Regions from separate parts of the Homo sapiens genome. Here region 2 is linked to region 1. A link is an interaction called in ENCODE POLR2A ChIA-PET data of the cell type or tissue named here. Cell type or tissue: Panc1. All regions are shown on one strand. Links, peaks and the distances in the headings refer to the core of each region. The heading gives the core; the rest is flanking DNA. Region 1 has its middle 28 kb from the start of UBE2QL1. Region 2 holds the start of LINC01018 (long intergenic non-protein coding RNA 1018).

Region 1 (14,869 bases), core at 4,656-12,655:
GACCCACTCAACCAACTTTTGTCTTTGACCACCTCACCAAGATTTTTCAGACTACAAGGACAAGCAATTGTTGATTGATGATTGAAGATGAGACACAGTGTTAGGCCTAGTCTCAAGGGGGTTTCCAGAAAGATGCGATTGTCCTTTCAGGTGGCAGTTGCATAAATGTGCTCCAGACAGCCTACTTTCCCATGAGAATGGCATGGAAGCATTGTTCATGAACTCATGCAGCATCTTGCGGCTGAAATGTATTCTTAGCTTGCGTTGACTTTTGTTGATTATGGAGTCCTGCAGGTTTGCTCACAGTGGTGGGGCTGCTCTTCCTTCTGCCTTAGGCTTGCATCTCCCATGCTCTGGCGAAGCTGTTGTATTTCAGTAGAGATTTTGGTGAGTGGTCTCTGTTGGGTTGATTTTCCGGGCACCACCAACAGAATTACTTAATTGGGAGCAAGTTATTTAACTTCTGTGAAATTTGTGTTCTCATTGATAAAATGAGGATAGTACCTTCTCATAATGATTGCCAGATTAGATGTAGCATTTCCAGAATTCCTAGCACATGAGTCACTCAAATATCTGTGATCTGAAAGACATCAGTAATGGTTCCCTTCAGCTTCATTTTCATCTCAGGTGTCTACAGCATCGTGATTCAACTGGGGAATTTTCGACTTTGGCACTACCAACATTTTGGGCCGAGTGAGTCTTGGTGGTGGGGGTTGTCCTGCACATCCTAGGATGTTGAGCAGCATCTCTGGCTTCTACTGTCTGGATACCAGGAGCAACCCCTATGCCAGGTGTGGTGGTAAAAAATGTCTGCAGACATTGCCTAGCATTCCTGTGGGGGCAAAATCACCCCTGGCTGAGAACCACTAATTTAACCTAAAAGGATAGAGTTTCTAGTTATGAACTTCAGGCTCAAAGTGAGTTTGGAGGATTCTCCAGATGCCACCCTACAGCTTTCTGACATGTCTCTAAGGCATGTTAACACAACTCAGCCTCCCTAGTAGTTGGGATTATGGGCACGTACCACCACACCTGGCTAATTTTTGCATTTTTTGCAGAGACCGGGCTGGCCTTTAACTCCTTGGCTCAAGTGATCTGGCCACCTCAGCCTCCCAGAATGCTGGAGTGTACCCAGGTTGTCTGTGCAAAGAGAGGAATAGGCACTTGAACAGAAAAGAGATGCTGCTCAGAACTATTTAGGGACTGAATAGTGTTGTTAGAAATCTGAGTAAAAGGATGTGGTTTTGAGGCTATGACTACCCCTAAAGAAGATAATTGGTACTAGGAATTTGCCGTGTCCTTAAATCCTGTGACCATCCTTAATTTTCTGTCTGCTTCCAGAGAAATGTTGGAATAATTTTATGAACAGTGGTTGTACCAAGCATGATAAACTTTATTTCATTTTTTTGAGTTGGAGTTTCACTCTGTCACCCAGGCTGGAGTGCAATGATGCGATCTCGGCTCACTGCAACATCCGCCTCCCGGGTCAAGCGATTCTCCTGTGTCAACCTCCGGAGTAGCTGGGATTACAGGTGTGCACCAGCACGCTTGGTTAGCTTTTCTATCTTTAGTATAGATGGGGTTTCACCACATTGGCCAGGCTGGTCTTGAACTCCTGACCTCAGGTGATCCACCTTCCTCGGCCTCCCAAAGTGCTGGGATTACAGGCGTGAGCCACCGCATCAGGCCATAAACTTTATAGTGCTTCTACATTACAAATGTCATTTGATTCAATATCTATGTCTACACATCAATAGATGCATTCATGCTTCCACCTATTCATTTATTCTTCCATCCATTCATCTATTCATCTGTCAAAGCCCCTTAGAGGTAACCTATCTCAAAAGGCAAAAGGCTAAATGTTTTAGTCTAGTGCAGAGAGAATCAGGATCTCCAGTATGATATGCTTTTAAAGATTATATATATGCATATATACACACACACATATAGGTATATATATTTAAGTATACATATATATGTAACATATAAATATTTTTAATATATGATATGCATATATATTAATACATATGTTATCATAAATGACATAATTAGAATCAGGTACTCTAGGTGTATGTTCTCCAGTAAAAATGGCATCAGGCATAGAACTTGCATATGTTAGTGAGAGGGAAGACAATTTCTGTTCTCAAGGACATTTTAATCCAGTGAAGCATAGCATATGAATTAACAGAGTATATTTTTAAGAAAAAAGTAGCAGGAAATAAGAACATTATTATTATTATTAGCATTGTTATTATTTGAGACAGTGTCTCTCTCTGTCACCCAGGCTGGAGTGTAGTGGCACCATCATAGCTCCCTGCAGCCTCGACCTCCTGGGCTCAAGCAATCCTCCCACCTCAGCCTCCTTAGTAGCTGGGATTATAGGCATGCACCACCACGACTGGGTAATTTTTGTATTTTTTGCAGAGACAAGGTTTCACTATGTTACCCAGGCTGGTCTTGAATTCCTTAGTTCAAGCACTCTGTCCACCTCAGCCTCTCAAACTGCTGGTATTACAGACATGAGCCAGTGTACCCCACCAAGATTACATTATTAAATATGTATTTTCTTGTGAAGGAGAAAGATGGCTTGGTAATTGGGAGACTGTTATTTTCCTTATGAAAACTTATTTCTCTGTGCTCTTTGAGTCAGTGATTTCCTTTTGCTGAGTCTCAGTTTACTCACTTTTAAGATGTTTTCATTTCTATCTATTGGAAGTTCTTGCTAGAGCTTATTCCACGAGAAATTTGGGACTCCTCCATTGGCTGATATCACCTAGTCGATTCCTGTTTTCCTCCTTTACTTACACATTTTCAAAACTAGTTCTTAATCTCTTGCTTGTCCGAAGGAGGTTTTTCCTACTGTGTAAATGTTTGAGTCTAGCTGGTTGATTTTTATGAGCTGTTTGCCTGAAGCTTGACAAATAAGCCATCATTTAACCAGGGCTTTTACTTTATGAAGAATGAGAAAAGTTAAGCTGCAGTACTGCCAAATTTGATCCACAGCACGCTCGATGTCACAGGTACACTTACAGATGTTTTTATTGGAAACCCCCTTTTATTTGCCAGTTTTCATCCGTTTCCCATCTTTACAAGTTGTAGCTTATGTCTGCAACTCTCCGGATTTCATCTATTTCCAAAGTCAAATGATTTTTCATTTATTTGAATCAAATGAGGTCTGCTGTTAGTCAATTTTGCAGGTGTGAAAAAGATATTGTTCATTTTTTTCTACAGCATTTCCCTTTACTGTCAAATGACAGATTCTAGCAAATCAAAATTTGACGGGAAAGCAGTCTTTGTATTTACATACTCAGAATAAGCAATAAGCAGGTAACTTTTAAAACTCTTCCTTTTAACCTAAGAATTTAACTCTTCCTTTTAACCTGACTAATAAATAAAAGTTTCATTCATTCACTCTTCATTTATTTAATTAACATTTGTTGAATATGATAGACTTTGCTAGGCTTTGATAGAAAAAGAAAGCAAAGAAGGAAGGAAGGAAAGAAGAAAGAGAAGGAAGGAAGGAAAGAAGAAAGAGAAGGAAGGAAGGAAGAAAGGAGAAGGAAGGAGGGAAAGAAAGGAAGAAGAGAAAGAAAGAAGGAGAAAAAGAAAGAAAGAAAAGAAAGAAAGAAAGAAAAAGAAAGAGAGAAAAGAAAAGAAAAGGAAGAAAAAGAGAAGAGAGAGAAAAGGAGAAAGAGAGAGAAGGAAGGGAGGAAGGGAGGAAAGGAGGGAAGGAGTAAAACACACCATCAGGGTTTTCCAGGCCTATCTTCTGGTTCTACCATTCTTGCCCTGGGCACACACAGACTCACCTGCACAGGGGTGTGGGGCTGTCTTGGAAAAAACTGGTGCTTGGCTCCCTGAGGGCCAATGAACTAGAACCTCTTGGGTGAGACTCAGACATGGGTAATTTGAAAATCTCCCAGGTGTAAAGTATGCAAGGTTGGGATTGCTGGCCTAGTTAGACAGGTGGGTAAACAGATCTCCCATGTGATGCGCTGAGTGCCCTAACAGAGGCTAGTGCCAGTGCCAGGATGGAGGGCACCTTGGTTCTGCCTGGTAGACAGCACACCCCGTAAGAGGCTGGGCTGGACGGGGAGGAGGAGCCCCTCACAGCTGTGCACGAATGCCTGGTTCTTGGGAGCACAGCAGCCTTCCAAACGCATTCCTGCTGGGTGAGGCCCACGCTGTGGTGCTGTGGACAGTGTCCTAAATGGCCAGTGTGGCCGATGTGAGTGGCCCAGGTGGATGGTGCTCCCCTCTAGGGCCACACACTGACTGTGGATCCCCCAAGGGACACTGAGGACAGACTCAGACTCTGAGAGGGGGGCGACCTTGGTACAACAATCCCATAAGATGAAGGTGCTGGCCTGTCACCTGTGGGTCACTCCCTGGTCTGCATTCTCCACTATGATGAGTAAGAAACACATCCTCCTGGATGAGGACCGAGGGCATATCACCAGACGGATTTGCCCAGCCGGGACAACATAGCATGATGCCCCCCTCTGCCCCAGCGATCCCAGACTGGAGGCAGAGATTCCATCAGGAAAAAGGGACTGCAGAGATGGCACCCCTGGTGACTCGTAGAGTTAAACAGAGTTAATCAGACTTCCTTCCTTCCTGTGTTTTTCCTCTAGATGGAAACCTTTTAAAGTTTCAATTCATTATTAAAGAATGCTGACAGATCTGCCCTTGCTCCATAAAACCAACCCTTCCTAGCACACGGCAGGGTCCCAAGTATTCCAAAGGGTGTCTGGTGGGACTGAGAAGCGTGACTGCAGGTGATTGTTTATAGCTGGCTTTAGTTTTTGCCTGTGTTCTCTGTGGCCCTCTCTAAGTTCCTCCTTGGCCTTTAGAGTGTGGTACATATTCACTTTCATGCCCATATCACCTCTCTCTGGTGAGTGCTTTTATTTGAACAGAGGAAGTTGGGCCAGGCAGAAACTCAGCACCATTCAGGTCAGCAGTGACTCAGGAGGAGCCCTGAGGGACAATGAGCTGGGGCCACGGAGTCCAAGCGCACGAGGCTGGCACTCTGGCCATCACCCGTGCCTCCCACAGCCCTGCCATGGCCTGGGTCCCACATTCCTCCCTCGGAGACTCCTTGTCCCCTTGCACAAATGTGCCTATTAAATTCCCAGCTCCTGGCCATGTGTGGTGGCTCTCGCTTGTAATCCCAGCACTTTGGGAAGCCGAGGAGGGTGGACCACAAGGTCAGGAGATCAAGACCATCCTGAGACCATTCTGGCTAACTTGGTGAAACCCCGTCTCTACTAAAAATACGAAAAGTTAGCCAAGTGTGGAGGCGGGTGGATGTAGTCCCAGCTACCCGGGAGGCTGAGGCAGGAGAATCGCTTGAACCCGGGAGGCGGATGTTGCAGTGAGCTGAGATCGCGCCACTGCACTCCAGCCTGGGTGACAGAGCGAGACTCCGTCTCAAAATAAATAAATAAATAAATAAATAAATAAATAAATAAATAAATTCCCAGCTCCCGAACAAAAGAGATGGTCAACAGGGAGTGCTGGGAAAATTGAGGAAATCATACATTTCAAATATTTGTTTTTGTTTTTGGTGGAGTCTCACTCTGTTGCCAGGCTGGAGTGCAGTGATATGATCTAGGCTTACTGCCACCTTCACCTTCGGGGTTCAAGCGTTCTCCTGCCTCAGCCTCCTGAGTAGCTGGGACTACAGGTGCATACCACCATGCCCAGCTAATTTTTGTATTTTTAATAGAGACGGGATTTCATCATGTTGGCCAGAATGGTCTCGATCTATTGACCTCGTGATCCTCCCTCTCGGCCTCCCAAAGTGCTGGGATTACAGGCATGAGCCACCACCCACCTCCACATTTTCTTTTCTTTTCTTTTGTTTTCTTCCCTCCCTCCTTCTCTCCCTCCCTCTTCCTTCCTTCCCTCCTTCCTTCCTTCCTTCCTTCCTTCCTTCCTTCCTTCCTTCCTTCCTTCCTTCTCTCTCTCTTTCTTTCTTCTTTAGTGAATTCAGCTTTTTACCACTAGCAAAATTTCTCACGTTGACTTTTAATGAAGTGGCCTGTGCTTCACTGTGGGAGCCCAGCAGAACCATAACACAGAACGTGAGTAACTGATGGAAAATGGGCTGGTTTCCTGGAGCTGCCGTCAGGAAGCACTGCACACTGTGGGGCTTAAAACAACTCAGATTCATTCTCTCGCAGTTCTGGAGGCCGGAAGTCCAGGATCAAGCTGTTGGTGGAGCCACGCTCCCTCCAAAGCTCCAGCAGGATCCCTCTTCACCTCCTCTGGCGTCTGGGGGCTCCCGGCCATCCTGGCGTTCCTAGGTTTGCAGCTGCCGCACTCTGATCTCTGCCTTCCTGGACATGCAGCCCTCTTCCCTGTGTGTCTCTGACCTTACATGGCATTTTCCTTTTGTTTTCTTTCTTTCTTTTCTTTCTCTCTTTCTTTCTTTCTTTCTTTCTCTCTTTTTCTTTTTTTTTTTTTTTTTGATGGAGTCTTGCTGTGTCACCAGACTGGAGTGCAGTGGCACGATCTCAGCTCACTGCAACCTCCGCCTCCTGGGTTCAAGCAATTCTCCTGCCTCAGCCTCCCGAGTAGCTGGGACTACAGGTGCGCATGACCATGCCCAGCTAATTTTTGTATTTTTAGTAGAGACGAGGTTTCACCGTGTTGGCCAGGATGGTCTCAATCTCCTGACCTTGTGATCTGCCTGCCTGGGCCTCCCTAAGTGCTGGATTACAGGCGTGAGCCACCGTGCCTGGTCTTTCCTCTTCTTATAAGGACACCAGTCATGGGATTAAGGCCCACCCTAATGATGTCATCTTAATGATATCTGGAAAAAAGCCTATTTCCAAACAAGGTCACATTCACAGGTTACCAGGGTTAGGACTTCAACATATCCTTTTAGGAGGCACAATCCAACCAGAAGGTGAGAGGAAATAAGAGTTATGCTCTTCTGAAAGATGGCAAACATGGGCTAGCAAGAAGGTGATGGTGAATGTGGGGAGCACGATCTTGGAGGGGTCTCCGGAGACATGAAGATGGGGCAATCGCAAGTCCTCTGCCACGTACCTTTGTCCCATGAAACACCTTCCAGTTCCCGTGGCAGTGGTTTTTCACTTGTGAATATGGTGTTAGGTCATTGACAGAATGTAAATGGACAGAATTTAACCATCTTGATTTGTGGGGCAGAGTCCACAGTCTGTCTTCCAAGCCGAGTTTTGGCTGGACTGGAAGGGGGAACTGGGTCAAGGTGAGCAGACACAATGAAGAAGGCGGACGATGACTTCATCTGCAGTTCTGACCTCAGGCACATACTTTACAGCAGGGCCCGGGCACGATGTGGCACCTCTGCAACCCCCGTCGTGTCTTCCATCTGGTGATGCCTGCTGCTCTGGGAGCTGTCCTGGCAGTGTGGGTGCACCCTCGGAGCTGTGCAGCCCTGCCTCTGATTCCAGAGGCAGGGAATTCTTCAGTTTAAAAAACAGAAAACAAATCATCAGATCCAAAGGCTCCAACACCATAATCACCATACTTAGAAAAATAACCATAAAGCTGAAGGGCTATACTTGTCCTCTAATTTAAAAATGTAAAATCGTAGAAGCAAGTTTTCCAGTGACACATTTGTGACACACAAGGGGTTTCTGGTTTTCTCTAGAGGAGCTGTAGGGGCTCTTAGATGCCATAAGAGCTAAATTAAGACTGATTTACTTTAATTACAAGGATGAAGAGAAGCAGTAGGAAGTGGCGGGTTGGGCTGGTAAGTGTATGAGCTTTAGAATTGGTCAGACCCAGTTTTTAATCCTGATTCTATAAGTCCTAGCTGTGTGAACAGGTCAAATTCTTTTAGGACAAATGCAAGTACATTTAACCTCTGCCTTGGGCTTGTGGTGGGTTGTGCCTGATAGTGTGTACAAAGAACTTGGTGTGATGCCTGGGACTTGGTGGGTTCTCAGCAAGTGTGTCTCTGCACAGAGCACTGATCAAGGATCAAACCCATGAATGCAGCGTGTTATGGATGGAACTGTGGTCCCCCCAAAAAGATATGTTGAAGCCCTGACCTCCCGTACTTCAGAGTGTGACTTTATTTGGAGATAGGGTCCTTACAGAGGTAATTAAAGTTAAAGCAAGTCATTAGAGTGGTCCCTAACCCGATCTGAGCTGTGTCCTTGTAAAAGGAATGTGTGGACACAGAGACAGCCATGCATAGAAGGAAGGCGTGCAGTGGAGTGGGTGGGACACAGGGGGAAGATGGCCAACTACAAGCCAAGGAGGGAGGACATGAACAGAGCCTTTTCTGGCATCTTCAGAGGGAGCATGGCCGTGCCAACACCTTGATCTTGGATGTGTGGACTCTCCAAACTGTGAGCAATAAATGTCTGTTGTTTAAGCTCCCAGTCCATGATACTTTGCCGCGTGTGCCAGGACATTAATACACAAGGGTTGAAGCATCACCAACGCAGGAGATTGGGGGCACAAATTCAGTGGATGCCGTAAAAGTTGGGGGCTGTTTGCACCATCGGGTCTAACCGTACTCAGTACAAGATCTGCATCAGCTCCCGTAAATGCCACAGCCGCCAAACACCAGTGAAAGCACAAACATTCAACATAAAGGTGCCCTTTTTAGCAGCCGCCTTGCAATTTCTTTCTCTATTTTTATTAGTTAGGTCTATAAAAAGACCAGAACATCTTGAAGATTGGGAAAGCATTTGGGTGCAGCATAGCCACTGAAAAACCCCCACCAGAGAGAAGAGCTCGAGTGCATCTCTGACATCATGCTGTAACAATGTATAATTATAGGAGATATTATTAAATTGTAAAATGTGAAGCTGGGAAAACATGTAATTTGGTAAGCTCGGGCTCCTGCCTGGTGTAATTACACGCCTCTCCTTCCGTTGACATTGTATTTACAGGGCGAATATTTTCTGGGCTCTTGCCAGTGGTTAATGTGAGACACGTCAGAGAATATGCCAAGGTGACAAGTCAGGGTCAAAAAGAACACTCATCTTATTTAGTACATAATTTTTTATTTACACTATGACGTGATAAGATTCATCATTCACTTTTAATGAATGCTGACTGGAAAGTTAATGGTGACTTCCTTCCTTAACAGTCTAGTTGCTTCTGTGGACTTTGTTTTAAATGGCCCGCTTTGGTATTTATGATATAATCATTTAGAAATGTAAGTTAGTAATGATTGGATTAGATGAATGACTTGAGTTTAAAAACATTGTAACAACTTATAGCCTGAATCTTTGGGGATTAGAGCAGATTTTTCAGCCTCGGCACTATTGATGGTGGGGTGGGGTGGGGTGGGGTCCCTGGCCTGTGCATTGCAGGGTGTTTACAGCACCCCTGCTGTGACAAGCAAAGTGTCTCTAGACACTGCCAAGTGACCCTTGTGGGAAGGGGGGTGCAAAATTGCCCCAGCAGAGAATCCTGGGCTATGGGAAGGGGGTAAAGGATTATGCAAGGATTAGTCAAGGTCAAATGTGGAGTGAAGTCATAGCAGCTAATGCACCATGCCTGATGCCGGAGTAGTAGAAAATCAGTGTGGATTTTTATCTCTGGACAATTCCACTTTTCCAAGTCAATTGTCTTGTTTGTTTCCCCAGTTTTGTATGATGAAATCAAATACATAGTTATTGATAAAGCTGAAGTGAATGCTAAGATTATAATCCTGTCCAGAAATACTCGTAATATGTAATTGATCACAGGGAATGGGGAGAAATGGACCCCTATCCTCTTTAAGCATGGTCTTTCCTTTCTAGCACTCCTTGTCCCCACTGGTGGCATCATCTTGTTTAGGGCTCCCTAGCTGATCTTAGCGCTTCCAGGAAAGTTGATTTGGAGGGTGTTTAAATTAGCTGATCATTAAAATTAGCCCACATGGCCTTGGAAGTAAGCAATGTTGGAAACTCATTGCAGATTATTAGTGAACAGGGGTGCCACAGGTATGAGGGGCATGAGGCTGGGTGGGCGACCAGGGCCACAGCTGACCCAGGCCTTCTCAGGCTGCCAGCATGGATGCCACTCATTGTTTTATCATCTGACACCTGCTTTTCCTCTTGCCCTCCAAGATATCCAAAGAGATGATTGGGGCCCTTCATGAATCTTAAAATATCCCGTGGTTTCTGGTGTCCAGGGTCCCCTTCATTTCTCTTCCTGTAAAACGGGTGGTGGGGTCAAGGGCATTCCATTTTCTTCCACTCTTAAAACCCGGGGCCTGTCCAGGTCTTCAGGCTTCAGCTCCCCCTTCCAGGTCCCCACTGTCCATGCACACCCCCACCATGGGGGCACGCGACCCTACAGCACTGCAGTCTCTCTCGTGGCCGGCAATACACCAGAGTGCCTCCTCAGTTCATCGTCAGCAGTGTGCGGTCCCCAGCCTCTTTGGCACGAGGGACCAGTCTTGTGGAAGACAATTTTTCCTTGTACAGGGTGGTGGGGGAAATGGTTTTGGGATGAAACTGTTCCACCCCAGATCATCAGGCATTAGATTCTCATTAGGAGCTGGCAACCTAGATCCCTGGCATGCGCAGTTCACAATAGGCTTCCTGCTCCTATGAGAATCTAATGCCACCACTGGTCTGACAGGAGGCAGAGCTCAGGCGGTAATGCTCACTCGCCCGCTGCTCACCTTAATGCCAACACTGGTCTGACAGGAGGTGGAGCTCAGGCGGTAATACTCACTCGCCCGCTGCTCACCTTAATGCCAACACTGGTCTGACAGGAGGAAGAGCTCAGGCGGTGATGCTCACTCGCCTGCTGCTCACCTCTTGCTGTACGACCTGGTCTCAGTTCCTAACAGGCCATGGACCAGTACCAGGGTTGGGGCCCCTGGCTCTTGGTAACACAGGAATGCACCTCCTGCATCCTCACAGGACCTTCCAAAAGGGCTCTCTGGTCAGAACTGTATTTTTGAGAAATTTCCCTCCCTTCTTGATCCAATGTCCCTTTTAGAGATGGTCTCCATGGACAGGTTCCTTCCTGTGGTCCCTGGGAAGGGCCATGCCTTCTGGGCACCCTGATGCTGCCCTGCCTAGTCTCCCAGGCCAGCACAGTCCCACGTTGTAGTGATGCCCTTCCTCCACTCGGATTCTCATCCCTTTGAACGAGGTCTGGGTTAGCAGCTCCTTTTCTTCCTTCTTCCTTCCCAGAGTGACTTTATCATCAAGTGGAAGCCAAGGAGCTTCATTTGTGCTTTTACAGTTATTTGTAATTGCCAAAGTAAGATATTTGTTAAATATACTAAAACCTCACCACATCTGCAAGCAGCAAACATCCCTTCCCCTGCCTGTCCCCTGAGGAGTCATTCCTGCACCTTTGGACAGTGTCTTGCCTCTGATGTTTGAACAAAAGAAACTGCCTGCCTGTGTGTTTTGGGTGAACTGGGGCCTCTGCAGCCCTCTGTGACATCCTGTACCCACCGAGGTCATCGCTAACATTGTAAGCCAGATCCCTTGCTAAGGGTCTACATGGATTCTCTCACTCAAGCTGCATTTTTGTCCATAGAAACTAAGGCCTAGAATGATGGAATAACTGGCCCCATGTCACTCTGGCAGCTGTGAGCTTCAACATTAGAAACTAAGGCCTAGAATGATGGAATAACTGGCTCCATGTCACTCTGGCAGCTGTGAGCTTCAACATAAGACCATAGCTCTCCCTCCCTAGAATTAGAGAGTGTAGGAAGAGAGGAGAAAGCACCCTTAAAGCAAGCCAGTGGAAGTCAATGTCTTCCTAAAGTGCGTTTGAGGACTGCCCTGTTATTCTCAATGTCTGGTTTGGACACTGGTTCTGACATCCATTGTTCACGTTGAGATTCCTATCTTCCTTAGGATAAAAATTTGGCCCAGGGTATTCCCTCTTTTCCCCAAGGTCAAGGGTGGTCTTGACGCAAGTGAGGAATAGACCTAGGTCTTCTGTCTTTAGTCCCATGTTTTTTTGTTTGTTTGCTTGTTTTGTTTTTGTGGGTTTTTTTTCCAGAAAAAAAACATCTTTTCACCTAGAGAAGGTGGAGGGAGGGGTACAGGGCACTTGTTCTCTTGCTTCAGAGCCATGGGATGCAGCGAGTTCCAGAGGTGAGGCTTTCAGGGAGGTATTTGGCAGAGGCATCTCATGCAGGTCACCAGGTGTGACTGGCTTCACAGCAAAGGCCCCACTGGAGGGAGAGTGGCAGCCAGGTCAGCTCCATGCCCTCACGCTCTCTTCCCAGGATCTCAGGAAACCACTGGACGTGTCTCAATGCCTGCGTTTTCATGTGCAAGACAGGGGATTTAAAAAGATGGGGCTGCCTAACTTGGACTGGGGGTATGAATTGCATGAAAGGCTTAAAGCCACTCCCTAGGATAGAGCCACGCTGTGCTGGGTTGGCTGACAAGACACTTCACGTTAAGCAGGAGACGCTGCATTGAAGGTTGTTTATTGAAATGTTTCTGTATGGAGGAACAGAACAGCATGGAGACTTCTCTCTGTGCACTGGCCGCTGGGACAAGACAGTGCAGTTGGCTGTGTGTTAAGGGAGCTCAAAAGACACTTCCCCATCTTTTTATCATTGCTTTCCAGAATACTTCAATGCATCTCTCTCTGTGTCCACCCACCTGGGCAAGGTACGGGGACGATGGCCACGACACCTGGAGTCCCCCAGCTCTCCAGGACTCAGCAAGGAGCAGGTGAGGGTGCAGGCTGTCTTGCTTGGGTTAGATCCACACCCCCAGCCTACCTCACAATGAAGCCTCACCAGAAGAATTTGGTGTGTGCTTCAAAGTGTCCTTAGCTCTGCCAGGTGGAGTCAGCCCTAATCTCCATCTTGACTTGCGGAATTTAGGATGCAAGGAGATGCACTGTTCCCTTGGTGTTCTGATTCAAACGCTTTCCCCAAGAATTGGTTGCGTGTCTTCCATTGGTGACCGTGCATCTGGAGACCATGAAGAAAGCACAACATTATTAACTTAAAAGATGGAGATCATGGCCAAGCATGAATACCACTATCCTGTAGCTTTGTTGCCCCCAGGATGGTTAGTTTGATGTGTCTCTTTGGCTAGGCTACTGTACTGTTATTCAACCAAACACTGATGTAGGTGTTGCCGTGGAGGTATTCTGTAGATGCGATGGTAGTGGATTGGATAGTGTCTCCCCCAAATTCATGCCCACCCAGAACCTCAGCACATGAGCTTATTCAGAAATAGGGTTTTTGCAGATGTAATTAAGGTCAAGGTCAAAGTCAAGATAAAACACTGGATTAGGGTGGGCCTTAAATCCAATGAGACTGTCTTTATGATGGAAGAAGATGCAGAGATGCAGAGGGGAAGGCCAGGTGAAGAGAGAGGCGGAGATTGGAGCAATGCAGCCACAAGCCAAGGAATGCCTGGAGCCAACAGCAGGAAGAGGACAGGAAAGATTCTCTCCAAGAGCTCCCTGCTGGCACCTTGATTTCAGACTACTGGTCTCTTGAACAGCGAGGGAATAAATTTCTGTTCTTTTTAAGCCTCCAGTTTTGTAATGTGCTAAGACAGCCTTAGAAATGAGTATAACACCCCACAGCCAGCTCCAGGCTTAGTCCGGGTCCTGGGGGCTGCAGGTGGTTAACAGAGTTCTGGATTCAGAGACAGAGGTTTTGGTTTACATCCCAGTGACAGCTCTCAGAGCTGCATGGACTTGACCATATTTCTTCATTTCACTGAGCCTTAGGGGAGGACTAATATTCATTCACCACTGTTTTGAGATGTATAGTAGATAATGCCCGTAGGGAGAGCCTGTAAATGGTCATGGAATGAAAAGGTTCTGCTATGATGTACATATACACCCACACACAACGTTCCCTAAATTACCTGTGAAACTCTCCCCATGCTGGAAAACGACTCTGGAGGTTTTATTTTATAATGTATTTTTGGTTGCTCAAGGATTGATTTTTTAGTTCTAGGATTTCAAAAAAAAATCAGTTTGCTGCTAGTTTGGCTTTTTGCCCTTTCCCAATTCCTCATCTTTCTAGCATGTCAAGAGACAAAAATAAATAAATAAATAAAAACAAAAACAAAAAAGGGTGACAATTGCGGATCTTTCCTTTATCCTGGCTGCAGCTGGGAAACACTTGGTGGGGTTGGGGGCAGATCGAAAAATTGTTTACTTTTTTATGCAAACTCTGACTCTACCTTTTAAATGATCACTGATTTTGTTTTCTAAGATGGGGCTTTAAGAATCTTCATTTAGGCTGGGCGCGGTGGCTCACGCATGTAATCCCAGCAGTTTGGGAGGCGGAGATGGGCGGATTGCCTGAGGTCAGGCGTTCAAGGCCAGTCCGGCCAACATGGTGAAACCCTGTCTCTACTAAAAATACAAAAAAAAAAAAAAAAAAAAAAAAAGAAAAGAAAAAGAATTTGCCGAGCATGGTGCTGTGCACCTGTAATCTAGCTACTCAGGAGGCTGAGGCAGGGGAATTGCTTCAATAAGGGAGGTGGAGGTGGCAGTGAGCTGAGATTGTGCCACTGCACTCTAGCCTGGATGAGAGAGTGAGATTCTGTCTCAAAAAAAAAAAAGTAACTTCATTTAAAATAATAATAAAATAGTTGATTGTGATGCTTATGGTCCTAATATTGCTTTAAGGACATCATTGGTACAATGAATACCATTTGAATATGAATTATGAATTAAATAAATGGTGTCAATGTTAAATTTTGATACTAAAGTGTGGTTATAAAAGGGAAGTCTTTGCTTTTGGGAAATATATATAGAGAAGTATTGAGTGATAAAGGGATATGATATTTCTAGCTAACTCTCAAATGATTCAAATGATAATAATATATATATAAACAGAGAGAATAATAAAGCACATAGGGAAAAATGTAAGTAACTGTATATATGAGTAAAAGATATACTGAAGTTT
Region 2 (14,069 bases), core at 1,280-9,279, 170 kb before region 1:
CGAGAGTCCTCTCCCAGAGGAATCAAACAGGACAGACTTGATTGACCCAGTGAGTTGTGATTACACATGCAAAGTGTTGTCTTTCAGGGAAGCTCATTAAAGACTCAGTGCTCAGGGAGCTTACAGGGGTCATGTGGGCACCTGTCTGGCACCTCCAACATTCCAGACTCCCGCAGGGAAAGCAGGCACTCAGTGTATTGTTTGCATAAACAGTTTAGGCACATTGAACCACTCTTACCCGTTGGGATGTTGGGAACACTCCCAAAATCCAGGTTCCCAGAGGCCAACTAAGGGCCAGTCTTGCATTCAGGCCTTTTTAGGGAGAGTGGCCTTGGGCCTGCTGGGTAAAGTCCTCACACCTGCCTTACTGCAATGAATTAAGTGCAGCATTGGAAAAGCAAGGAACTGAGGCCCTTAGTCCAGCAACTGCCTTGGACCCTAATCCAGCCAACAACCCCATACATGAGCTTGGAAACAGATCCTGCCCTAGTTGAGGCTTGAGTCAACCCACTTCTTGAGAGATGTTAACTTTAAAAATACAAAAGCACTGTATTAGTCTGTTCTCATGCTGCTAATACAGACATACCTGAGACTGGCTAATTTATAAAGGAAAGAGGTTTAATTGACCCACAGTTCCACATGACTGGAGAGGCCTCACAATCATGACGGAAGGTGAATGGGGAGCAAAGTCACGTCTTACATGGTGGCAGGCAAGACAGCTTGTTCAGGGGAACTCCGACTTATAAAACCATCAGATCTTGTAAGACTTATTCACTACCATGAGACCAGTGTGAGAAATCACCACCCCCATGATTCAATTACCTCCCACAAAGTCCCGCCCACAATACATGGGAATGATGGGAGCTACAATTCAAGATCAGGTATCATATCAACCACAATTAATACATTTAGAAAACAGAGGAGACTTTATTTCTTGTAAAGGTTTCAGCCTGCAAGGTGGCCATCCTGCAGCCTGGGAAGCACAGCCTCCAGCCAAGACCAGAGAGAAACACCATGGAGGAAGAGAAGCTGGGACAGGAGCTTTATGCCGAACTGGTTGGCTAAACATGCATATTCAACAGGTGACAGGAGGAGCTATGAATATTCAGGATGGTCCTGGCACATGTGTATGGGACAAATGTTCGTGTAACATACCACCCATGTTCACTTTGGGATGGAGACTTAACATTTAAATGTACTACAGTTAGACCCTATATGTCAAAAGGTCTTTTCAGGACATGAAGGTGTCCAAGTGTACAGCCAGCCAGGACCAGTTCATGGTCAGGAGAAAGTTACTGGAATCAATCGCTTTGTACTACAGGCTCTTTGTAGTATACAAAGAGATTTCAGTAAGTTCAAGTCAAAGCTGCAGTTATGGCTGGTGGAATGGGGTCGGTTGGTTAACGTCTCTGAGCTGGATGAGCTGGAATTGTTTAACGTATCTCGAGGCCAGTGCTTGTTTAGTTGCTAGAGAAAAATACCCTTGGCCGTTAGAAGAAAGGTTAGGGATGTGTGATGTAACCCTTGCCTGGCATGGCCTTGGGTCCTGTTTACAATCTGGTATCTTACTGCTACAGAGAGTCTATTTGCCAGTCTTAAGATCTCTGTGTTAACATTAATGTCGGTCAGTTGTGTCTAAACCACAAAAGGGAGGGGGTAGAATGAGGTGTGTCTGACCTCACATCCCACTATGGCTGGGAGTTTAGTTTTAAGGTTTTTCTGGGGTCCTCTTGATCACAAGGAGTCCATTCAGTCAGCAGGGGGCTTAGAAGTTTATCTGAGTTTACAGAGACTTGGAAGCAGAAGACCCAGTTAAGCCCTGCCAGCATTTGTGACCTACAGAAGTTGTGAGATATTAAATATTGTTTCAAGCCACTACATCCTGGGGTAATTTGTTACAAACCCATAGATGACTGATACAGTCACTTACTTCTTGACTATGTGACCCTGGGCAAGTTTCTTATCATCTCTGGGCCTTTATTTCCTCATCTATAAAATGGGCAGATGGTAGCACCTACCCAGTAAGGTGTGCTGAGGCCTGAGTTAGTGAATACGTGTGTTGGGAAAAAGCTGAGTGTTGGGAAGAAGCCGAGGCAGGGCTTGCATGTCTGACATAAAGTAAAAGAGTCTTGGAACATGTCCGGGGTCCAGGGTCTAAAACCCCTTGTGCCCTTTGGCACACCAAGCTCTGTGCTAAAGAGTGGAAGGCTACCCTGACGTACCTAATCTAAGCCCAGGGCATAAAATCCCTCGTGGCTTGGATAGAATCCAGGGCTTGTGGCTCCGGAATGTGTCTAGGCTTGCTGGCTCCTTGCTCCTTGCTCTCCCAGGATCGATTGTATCTTGAGTTAAAAGAACCTGCTCTCCATTATCTCAAGTAGAGCAAATGCTAAACCATCACAGCTATAAATCATGTGCTTGATGCAACACGCCCTTTTGACCCCCACATTCTGGCCACCTCCTTCTCTGTTGGATTACCAATAAATAGCGTGGGCTCCCAGAGCTCGGGGCCTTTGCAGCCTCCATGATCGCGATGGTCCCCTGGCCCCACTTTACTTCTCAAACTTTTTCTCAATCCTTTGACTCTGCCAGACTTCGTCACCCCCACGACCTGGTGTTGGGTCTGATCACCCCAACATATGTGCAGTGCACTGAGAACGGCACCTGACAGCTAGTGTTTCAAGGTGGGGGCTGGTTGGGGTGCGAGGTGCTAAGACAGCACATTTACTGATAATCATTTATTTATCTATTTGCTAGTGAATAAAACTTTTTGACTGGGGGATCCAAAGATAAGGTGGGTGAAGCATATAGAACTTAAATGTCATCTTTGCTCACATATTTGCCTGCTGCAAAATCTTCAATACTAGCAGAAACTAACATAGTCACTGAATCACAGCCCTGAGAACCAAGGAGCATCACATAGTTCATGTGTTCTTGTTCTAATTTCCTTTTATTGGTCTGGGGAGGAGGTACCTCGTGCCCTTCTGCTGAGCTGTCAGTGTCAGGGCACCCTGGAGCTGGTTGCAGCGGGAAACACAGAATTGCATAACTGACTGCTTTTTAATGTCAAACACGAATTTCTACTACCTACCTCTCACATCCTCAATGCCAAACTTCAGCATCAAAGATTATTTTAAACTACCTTATGAAAAACTAATAAAAACTAGAAAACATTGGCCCTGCACTCCAAGTATCCAAGCACCCGGCAATTGATGCAAATTTGTGTTCTGATTAGGTCATTAGGTTATTTATAAGATAATTGTTGGTGTCAAGAGAACAACTTCACTTTACAATTAAAATTGAAATATCTGTGGTATGCTTTTCCAGGTGGATTTTGGTTACAACAAATGACATTTTCCAGTATCAAGATCTCTGAAATTTCAACCCATTTTAAACAACTACAATATAAAGGGTCCAGAGAATGTACTAATGGGATATTACCAGAACCAGCACACAGATAAGCCTCTTCATAAAACTGATCACCTTTCACGATCGGCCCTGCCCATTTGTATATTATGGTGTGTGTTAGAACTTGTTAGACAAATCAATCTTTGGAAGCCAGTTTCCCTGGGAAACACTCTGCGCTAGAGATTTGCGTGCAGGAAGTTTGGATCATTCCCTGCAGCTGAGTGAAAGAAGCAGGGTTGGGTGGATGGGGCTGAAGGAGACATGGGGCTGTGTCGCAGGCATGACAGGCCCCAGCGGGTCCCACGGGGTGCTCTGGAGCTGCATGACGTGGCAGAGTTGGGGTGAGAGTTGACACCGCACCTCCAACATCAACCAGCCGTTAGATGTGGGGTGTGGGCTGCCCTGGGAAAGATCATGACTTCGGCAGGGAGACTTTCTTCAGCTGGGGGAACTCCCCAAGAGTGTCCCAGCTACCAGCTGAGACTGTCTCAGCTCCTGGACAGCTCCAGACCTGAAGACCTCCTTATCTGCTCCACCACTTCAATACGTCTGTTCACATGGTTGAGTAATGATTAGAAAGACAGCAATAGGAAGTATAACCTCCAAATCACTAGAAAAGAAAAGTCACAAAATTGCATCAGTCTAAGGAAAGAGAAGAAAGGAAGAAAAAAGGATAGAAGGCTGGGTGCGGTGGCTAACGCCTGTAATCCCAGCACTTTGGGAGGCCAAGGCAGGCGGATCACGAGGTCAGGAGATCGAGATGAGACCATCCTGGCTAACACAGTGAAACCCCGTCTCTACTAAAAATACAAAAAACATTAGCTGGGCGTGGTGGCGGGTGCCTGTAGTCCCAGCTACTCGGGAGGCTGAGGCAGGAGAATGGCGTGAACCCAGGAGGCGGAGCTTGCAGTGAGCCAAGATCGCACCACTACACTCCAGCCTGGGCGACAGACCGAGACTCCGTTTCAAAAAAAAAAAAAAGATAGAAATAGCAAGAAAACATACTAACCAGAAAATGCAAAACAGCTCACAAAATGGAAATAAGACTGACATACGTAGGCAAATGCTAATGCAAGATGCAGGTGTGGATACTTAATTTTAATTATGTTTTGAATAGTTAAACACTGAGTTCAATATTTGAGAGATTCAGCTCTGTGAAATGCTCCCTCCCACCCCCTTGCCCAGCCCCATCCTCTGTGGGCAGCCAGCAGTAACAGTTTCCTGTCCATCCCTCGAGATATTCTGTGCAGATAGGTAGATATGATTTTCCCCTGTTAAACATTTTTTTTTTTTGAGACAGGTTGTCACTCTGTCACCCAGGCTGGAGTGCAGTGGCATGATCTTGGCTCACTGCAACCTCCACCTCCCAAGTTCAAGTGATTATCCTGCCTCAGCCTCCCCAGTAACTGGGATTACAGGTATGCACCACCACACCCAGCTAATTTTTGTATTTTTCATAGACATGGGGTTTCACCATGTTGGCCAGTCTGCTCTCAAACTCCTGACCTCAAATGATCTGCCTGCATTGGCCTCCCAAAGTGCTGATATAGGCATGAGCCACCTTGCCCAGCCGTGTTACACAAATATTGACATCTATTCAGAATGTTTTGTTCCTAGGATTTGTTTTTGTTTAATCACAGGTCTGACAGATCATTTCCTATCAGTACATAAGGAGGTCATTCTTTCCAGAGTGGCAGAGGGTCCCTTGTTTATCCAGACCCCTGTGAATACATATGTGGATTACTTCCAATCCTTTGTTATTACCTACAAAGCCTGCAATGATAACGCTGTACCTTTCATTTCAAATATTGCACACGTGTGTGCGTTAGAATAAATTCCTAGGAGTCGTATTTATTGGTCAAGGAGTATGTGTGTTTTAAATTATGATAGGTATTAGGTATGTCAATATATCAAAAAAACACAGTTCATGGCAAGACACAGAAAATAGGGGAACAGGGAAACTTTCTACATTTGATATTTATAAAAGGAATAACCTGTCAAGAACACATGACAGCACTTAATCTTAAAGCACCTTACAACAATCACCACAAACACAAAATAATTCAAAAAGAACTTAAGCACCTTACAACCACCACCACAAATACAAAATAATTCAGAAAGAACTTAAACAAGCACCATACAACAATCACCACAAACACAAAATAATTCAAAAAGAAATAAGCACCTTGCAACAATCACCACAAACACAAAATAATTCAAAAAGAACTTAAATAAGCACCTTGTGACAATCACCACAAACACAAAATAATTCAAAAAGAACTTAAGCACCTTCCAACAATCACCACAAACAGCAAATAATTCAAAAAGAACTTAAACAAGCACCATACAACAATCACCACAAACACAAAATAATTCAAAAAGAACTTAAGCACCTTACAACAATCACCACAAATACAAAATAATTCAAAAAGAACTTAAACAAGCACCTTACAAGAACCACCACAGATACAAAATAATTCAAAAAGAACTTAAACAAGCACCTTACAAGAACCACCACAAATACCAAATAATTCAAAAAGAACTTAAACAAGCACCTTACAACAATCACCACAGATACAAAATAATTCAAAAAGGACATATAAAAGCACCTTACAACAATAACCAAAAAATACAAAATAATTCAAAAAGAACTTAAAAAAGCACCTTACAACAATCACCACAAATACAAAATAATTCAAAAAGGACATATAAAAGCACCTTACAACAATAACCAAAAAATACAAAATAATTCAAAAAGAACTTAAAAAAGCACCTTACAGAAATAATCAAAAATAAAAAATAATTCAAGAAGAATTTAAGCACCTTATAACAATCACCACAAATACAAAATAATTCAAAAAGAACTTAAACAAGCACCTTACAACAATAACCAAAATGCAAAATAATTCAAAAAGAACTTAAACAAGCACCTTACAACAATCACCACAAATACAAAATAATTCAAAAAGAGCTTAAACAAGCACCTTACAACAATAACCAAAAAATACTAAATAATTCAAAAAGAACTTAAAAAAGCACCTTACAACAATAAACAAAAAATACTAAATAATTCAAAAAGAACTTAAAAAAGCACATTAGAACAAAATATTGGGTAAAGCAAAAACTGTTACCAATATAATAAGAAATAGACAAATCTACGGTTATATAAAAAATTTTTAATACTAGCATCTAACAGAAATTGACAAAATACAGGGATTTGAATATCAATTAACGAGCTTGAGTAAACACAGAATAGTGTGATAGAACACATGGTACAGGTGATCAATAACTCAAAAGCATATTCTTTTGAGAAGACCAATAAAATAAGACAAATATATGTTAATTGCTCAAGGAAAACAGAAAGAGAGAAGGTCATTACACTAATGGAGACTCTTACGCTTGCAAGAACATACTAAGTCCACTTGCACACCAATGGATTTGAAAATATACATGAAGTAGAAATAGCCAAGTAGGCACAAGTTAGCAGCATTGTTCCAAGAAGAGAAAAGCCTGAGTAGGAATAATATTCATAGAAAAATGGAAAAGGCATTTGGAGATCTACCCATTTTCATACCCTTTAGCCCCAAGAAAAGAGGCACTAGGCCAGGGAGGTTTCCAGGTAAGTGTTACCACATTTTCAAGAAAGATCTATTTTCTGTGTTAAACTCATTCTATAGAAAAAGCTGGAAATTTCCGCCTGCCATTCTGTGATGCTAGCATATCCAGGAGACTCACGGTAGATGAAGGTACCCACAGAGGAAACACTAACACTCTTACCATCGCCGACATAAATAGGCCTCATAAAACATCAGTGGCACAAATCGAGCAGTGATTAAAAAAATGAGCCTGTCACGATGCATTCATGAAACATAAGGAAGTATACTCTCATATAATGACATGCTTATACATTTATTAATCATTTGTATGATAAAATATATATGAATTTACATCTTTAATATGACATAAGGAATTATAAGGAATATTATGAAGTTAAAGAATAAAATATAATTATTGATACACTAAAATCCAAGATTCATTCCTTATTTTAAAAAATAACAATAAACAAGAGTAAAAGGAAACTTATTTAATTTGATAAGGCGTATGTACCAGAAATCCTGTATCAAGCATCATACTAACGGTAAAATATTTTGTTTTAATTGTTAACATTTTAAATGTATTTAAAAATAGAGAGGGTTTCTCCATGTTGGCCAGGCTGGTCTTGAACTCCTGGCTTCAAGTGATCTGCCCACCTCGGCCTCCCAAAGTGCTGGAATTACAGGCATGAACCATTATGCCTGGCCTTAACGCTAAAATCCTAAAAACAGAAACAAGGTAACAGATGTTGCTGTCAACATTCCACATCTGAGGTGCAGCCTTGGGAAGATGAGACTAACACTGCCCCTATTTGCACTTCATATAATTATCTATGTAAGAAAATAAACTGAAAAGGCATAAAAGCTCACAATAGCTTAATAATTTTTTAAAGATGAAAGACATTATAAGAATTTTTTTAAAAAGTGACACACTGGGACAAAGTATTTGCTGTGTATGTTAGACACCCCACATCCATAATATGTAAATAGCTTCTGCAAATCAATAAGAAAAAGATGAGTCATTTGAGAGAAAATTTGGCAAAGGAGTAATTTGCAAAAAAAAGAAAAGGACATACAAATGGCCGATAAACAGCTCCACTTATACTAAAAACTAAAAAATGATAATATGAATGAATTTAAATTTTTACTCTTCAAAGTGGTACAAGTTTAAGGAGTAGAGACATTCAGCTAAGAGGATGCTACAGGGATATGGGTACTTTTGGAATAGCTGGGTCTTCTTGCAAGGTGGGCTTTCCATGTGCTTCTGATCCAGAGAGGTGGTGGTGTTTGTGTTTGACGAAGCTGCTGACACTGCTGTGCTGACATCTGGCGAAGTGAAGGTCTGAGTACAGAGAAGGTGGCTACTCTAAGACTTCCACCGCAGTAGTTGCAAAAAGCCAGCAAATCAGATGGATGATGACCTTCACTTACAGCAGCTGGTCCTCCCATGGTGCTGCTGGACAATGGCCAAGTTCATCCCTGGTCATGGCTGTGCTGGCTGTGACGTCTCCAGAGGTGGCAATCATGGCAGAATCCTTCATTAGCGCGAGATGCACAAAGAATCAGAACAAAAACTGCAACTATGTTCTTAAGCATCACCGGAAAGTCCGAGACCACGTTTTTTGCCTGTACTCTTTCACCGGCTGAAATTAATTCTTAGGACAACATCATCTGCTTGTTATAAACTCAGGCAAGAGGGTGGCATCACACCTTTTCTGCATCATGCTGTATATTGACTTGCTTGTTTTGTTTACTGTCTGCCTCCTTCCCTTTTGAAAGCAAGCTCCATGAGGACAGGGAAGTTCGTCTCCATTCCCAGTGTTGGCCTCAGTAAGTGTTTGTTGAATGAATGTTGGTGAACAAATAAATCCCCAGCCTCTGGTGTTCTGTGCAATCCCAGACTCTCCAGGGGAAGCACTGAATTACTGGTCCCTGCCACAGGAGACTTCTCTGCTGTGCTGATCGGGGTTGCAGTTTGGAAGGAAGGAGGTGGGACCAGCGCTCTGGCCATCCATGCAGGAGGTGTGTAGGGGTCTTTGATTTGCCTCCCTCCCCACACTTATCACGGGACTCAGGGAAGGGCTTTTGACCAACCTGCCGGGGACACCTGTGTAACCAGAGTAGCTAACTCTGATTCAGGCAATGCTCATTCACCGTCTTCTACCTGAGCCACAGCTCCCCTCTTGGAGCCCCTTTTTTTTCTTGGCCAACATTTGTCAAGGGCTTAGTGTCTCAGTTCAACATGGAAACACGCTCCCTGGTGGCATCATGACCTGACTCGTCTTCCATGAAGAAGCTGAGGTGCAGGCAGAGGGGCTTGCTGGGGGATGGAGCTGGGGTTAGCTGCTAGGCTGGGCTGGGACGGGAGCCTGGCCAGGCTGGTTGTGATGCTGGCTGGTGGCAAGGAAGGAGGAAGTGTTCGTGCACCCAGCAGATGTGAATCCATCTTACCTGGTGAATACAATGTCTCTAAGATGCCAGCATGAGATCGCACTCAGTGCTCTGAGGGACAGAGCCTTGTCCTAAGGGAGCCGCAGTCCTTAAGGGAGCTAACCAAGCTGAGGCGCTGCCTGGGGAGGGAGGGTAGAGTAGAAGAGCAAGGCTGAGTGCCAGGGAGGAGGAGGGAGGGGGTGGAAGAGAAGACACGGGTCTGCCTGAGGGTTGGGGCCAGATCTGAGGGACAGGGAGGACTGGGTAGCAAGCCGGGGGCGGAACACCCACTACCCGCAGCCCTAGCCCCACTCCGCTAAGTCTACACTAGGACACTCACCTGCTTTAACACTGCACACCTGTGGATGTCTTAGAGGCACTTTTCATGCTGTTGACATGTGAGGAACCTGGGGCTCAGGATGGGCGCCGTGTACCGCAGCCACCTCAGCCGGCCCAGTGGCAGAGCTGGAGTGTGCTGTGTGTAAATGCCTCCACAGTCACCACACGCTGATCTGGGACATGATATTCTGTCTCCACCGCCCAAAGCAAGGTTTGGCAAACAAGCTTCTCTAGAGTTTCTGGATTTCCCAGGAGCTGTAAAAAGTAAAAAAATAAAACCTCACTAGCACTGTTGGAAATCATTCCTTTTTACATTCTGCTTTAAATCCACATTTTTAAGCAATTCCAAATTGAACTGGCTTAATTGCACCCTCTTTCAGGATGCTCCTAAGAGAAGTGGGTGCCACGTGGTTGCCTTCCCTGTGAATTTCAGGGATGGATGACTTTTCTCTCATGCCCTTTGGGGACTGGCCAGTGTTTGGGCACGGTGTCTGGTGTGTGCTGGGGCAGCAGGCGAAGGTGGCTGCCTCTCAGGAAAGGAGAGGGGAAGATGACTCACTTTGAAGCTGGCCTGGGCTGGGGGGCCTGCCCTTTTCATTGCCTGCTAGCGAATTGTTTCAGTTTCCTGGGGCTGCCATCACAAAGCAGCACAAATTAGAGGCTTGAACAACCGAGATGGATTGTTTCTCTGTTCCGGAGGTGGGAAGTCCAAAGTCAAGGTGTGGGCAGGGCTGGTCATCTCTGAGGGCTGTGTGGGGAGGACAGGTTCCAGGCCTCTCTCCTTGGCTTGTCCATGACCATGTTCATGGTCACACTGTGTTCTCCTTGTGTGTGTGTGTGTGTCTGTCGCCACATTTCCCTTTTTCTGTAGGGACACCAGTCATATGGGCTGATGCCTCACCCTGATAACTCGATTTAACTTGGTAAAGACCCTCCCTCCACATAAGCTCCCATTCTGAGGTACTTAGGATTAGGACTTCAGCACATGCATTTCAAGAGGGACACAGTTTAGCCCATTGCACGCATCCTGGGGCCAGGTGCAGGGAGCACACAGCGTCAGATGGAAGATGGTCATGGCCATCCTGAGCAGCTGGGTGGGGCGCTGTGGAGGAGAGCCCGAAGGCCAGGCTGATGGGCTCTGGTCCAGCACAACTGCAACTGCACGGGGCTGATGGGGGTTTGTGATGCTGACTGTTGTGATGCTTTGTTCACAGGAGGCTGGGTGACGGCAGTGAGGGGAAAAGACAAGGTTAGCTATGAGCCCAGCACCTCAAGAAGGAACTGAGCCCGGGATTTTTTTTTTTTTCATCATCCCGAAGCAGAAATTGCATACCATGAGGGCCAGGTGCTGGGCTACCTTGTCTCTTGACCTTCCAGGTCCTCACTGCAACCTGGAAACAGAGACACTCACTGTTGCCATACCCTTGGCCTTCCCATCACCAAGGCTGGGCAGAGTGGTTTGGACTAAAGATTTGATAATTAGGAAAAAATTAAAGCCCCAGCTCATCTTCTCATCTTCCCCTTCCAGGGAGAACACAGAGAGGACTGGGCCTGGAGAGAAGAAGCCGACCGAGCATGTTCCGGGGAACCGGCCATGGCCCCCCAGGGCTCACCAACCAAGGGGAACTGCAGGGAAACAGCTTCGTGGAAAAACTCCCTGCCTCTTCCTTTTCCCCTTCTTCCCTCCCTCGGTCCTTCCCTCTAGTCTACCACAGCCCTCCCCTGCAGCACACACAGTCTGGATACTGGCCACATCCTTAAATACAGGCCTTGCCCTGGAGTGGCTCCCTGGGTAGTCAAACTAATTCTCAAATCAATATGTCATGTATCATGGGCATACTATATCACATATGACATATGTGATGTATATGTATATGTGTTAGGTAACATCCAATGATATCATGGAAAGACAAGTCCCTCACTCCCTGCTGAAATTTTCAGCTGCGATGTGACCTCGGAGTGGGGGCTGTGCGGCGGGGTCGAATTCCTCAGGGGAGAGACTGCCTCGTGCTTTTATTAGGGGGTAGAGTTTAAAAGCATATGTATTTAGCATTATGAGTATAAATTCTGCATTAAGAATATAAATTCTAGTTCTATGAATATAAATTCTACGTTTGGAAGAGGAAACTACAAACTTAGAAAAAATAACATAAACTGCAGAAAATTAACAGATTTTTTGCCTTGTGGAGCATAGAAAATCCACCTCCTGCGGTGACGGCACCCTTACCCTCATTTACTCCCATCCGGAGTCTATGGGGGAGGTCAGCGTGGGGAAAGAGATGCTCAGCTTCGTCCAAAGCGGTTTCCAAAGGTCCCAGAACCCAGGGCTGTAGACGCAGAAGGCGGGGCGGTGTCCACACTCGCGCACCGCAGCCCGGTGGCTCTCAGGCCCCCACCAGGCGCGACCCTTCCCTCTCCTCTGCCACCTGGAAGGGACGGAGCACCTGACGCGCGCATCGGGGGCAAACGCCGCAAGTTTCTGTGACGTGAGGTCTTTGCAGGTTGCCGGGGCCTTCCTCCCACAGGGACACGCGGCCTGCGCCCTCCTAGGCGTGCAGGTGCGGCTGGGAACTGGCGCCCTTCAAAGCCCCAGTGTCCCGGAGCCGACAGCGCGCGGGTGGAGGAGCTGCAGAAAGGGGCCCACGCCGCAAAGGCGCTGTTGTCGAGGTCCCCCATGGGGTTCCAGGGCTGGTGCTGGCGAGCCCCGGCCGCGCCGCCCCATCTTTACCGCGCACCCCGGCCGCTCCGCCCCCTCTACCGCGCACCCCGGCCGCGCCGCCCCCTCTACCGCGCACTCCGGCCCGCCCAGCCCCCGCGGCCCCGCGTTCCCCGCCTCCCGCGGCTCCTCAGCCCAGCGGCCAGCAGGGGATGCTGCCGGGCTCCGAGGCCCGGGTCCTGCGCGGCGCCGCGGGGAGACACGCGAGTCCCGGGCCGGCGCCGCCCTAGGCCGGGAGGGTGTGCAGCGTGACTGCGGCGAGCCCCGACGCCCGAGAAGCGGGGACCTGCTCTCGGGGGGATTCTTTGGAGACAGCCTGGGCGCTGGGGAATCCGGCGGGTGGGGAGGACCCAGCTCGGCCCTTGAGGCGCTCAGGCCTAGTCCAGGCCATACAGGTGTGCAGGACAGGGACCAGCCACAGGCCGCACGCACCTTAATATGCAGTGAATAAAAAAGACCAGACGGACCTGGGGTTGATGACGCCATCTGAACAAAGCGTCCCCGCCCCACATACCGTTCGCCCCTCCTGAGTCCGTCTCGTCGGTGGGAGCAGAGCCAGGGAAAATCACTAAGGACTCTCCCCTCCAAGGCGAGGACTTGCCTGACCCGCTTAGGCAGCGCCAGCCTCCCAGGTGCAGGTGGCTTCGCCCTCCCCTAGCTGGAGTTAGGGTGTGTCCATGCTCTGAGTCCTGGACTCCAGGAGGTACTCACCGTGTCAGCAGAAGGACGCATGAATCTATTTGAGGTCACGTACCAAAGAGCTGCAGCGCCTGGCTCCTTAATGCAGAGGCATTAGGAAGCGAGTTGTCTACTTGCGATGAATGATGAAGGACTCCACTTTACAGAGGAAGAGAGAAAACCTTGCCGCAAATCAGTCACCTTCGGACTCCAACCTAATTGACCAAAGTTAGGTTATTGATGAGGTTATTGATGGGCTGGACACCAGTGAGCTGAGAACGAGCAGTAGTTAATCCCCAGTGTCCACAAAGAGCCTGATGGCCACTGTCCCTCCATGTCCCCTCCCGGCCCAGGAGTCAGCCAGGCACCTGGGCACCGTTCACTGGGTTTTCCTGCAGGGCTGTGTGGGGGTGAGCACAGGGTGGCCCCTCTCCTTCCCGAACCCTTAATTTCTTATTGTTATATGTGTCCTTCTCACAGGGGAAGCTGAACCCAGGATGAGCTTATTCAAAAATATGTTTTTCTATTCCCCTCAAAAGGAATTGGCAGTAAACGTGTTTCTCTTTTTTACTCTCTGGAATTTTATCTGTATCTTGAAATTCCTGCCAAAACCCACAATCTAAGGCGATGCATTATTTAAAAATCAACTGAATTTCAACTAGAAATGGAATGTGAACATTATAAAGCAGAAGCTACTCTTCAGCTCTTTTCCTGGTTCCCCAGAGAAACCAGGCAAGGAGATGATGTGGGGGTTGGTCAGAATCTGGGGGAGACAAAGGGTGGGCTTCCTGGGGCCTGTGCTTCTTGGGGCCAGTTAGCTGGGTGACCTCAGGAGACACCCGACGGTGTCTCAATTCTCTCACTGCTGAAAGAGGCGGGTGGGACCTATGGATTGTCCGTATCCC

The links. Peaks named below come from ENCODE experiments on the same cell type or tissue, not always from the same donor. Only the 100,000 strongest peaks of a DNase experiment are listed, where the experiment ranks them.
Region 2: POLR2A ChIA-PET joins it to region 1 with 17 read pairs; 3 of 35 experiments call an interaction of 5 or more read pairs at or near these places.

What each region holds. Positions count from the first base shown.
Region 1 is chr5:6,413,626-6,428,494 of GRCh38, reverse strand. No RefSeq gene overlaps it. Among named protein-coding and RNA genes, the nearest start is that of UBE2QL1, 28 kb to the left of the region's middle. In Panc1, for the core only: no CTCF peak of the experiment used is centred there; a DNase peak (open chromatin) is centred at 9,104.
Region 2 is chr5:6,581,730-6,595,798 of GRCh38, reverse strand. LINC01018 (long intergenic non-protein coding RNA 1018) reads right to left here and starts at 13,663. Exons shown (of 5, transcript NR_024423.2): 1 at 13,533-13,663; 2 at 13,198-13,379; 3 at 11,998-12,196; 4 at 9,772-10,025; 5 at 7,299-9,571. RefSeq lists silencers at 12,323-12,484, 12,532-12,581. In Panc1, for the core only: no CTCF peak of the experiment used is centred there; no DNase peak of the experiment used is centred there.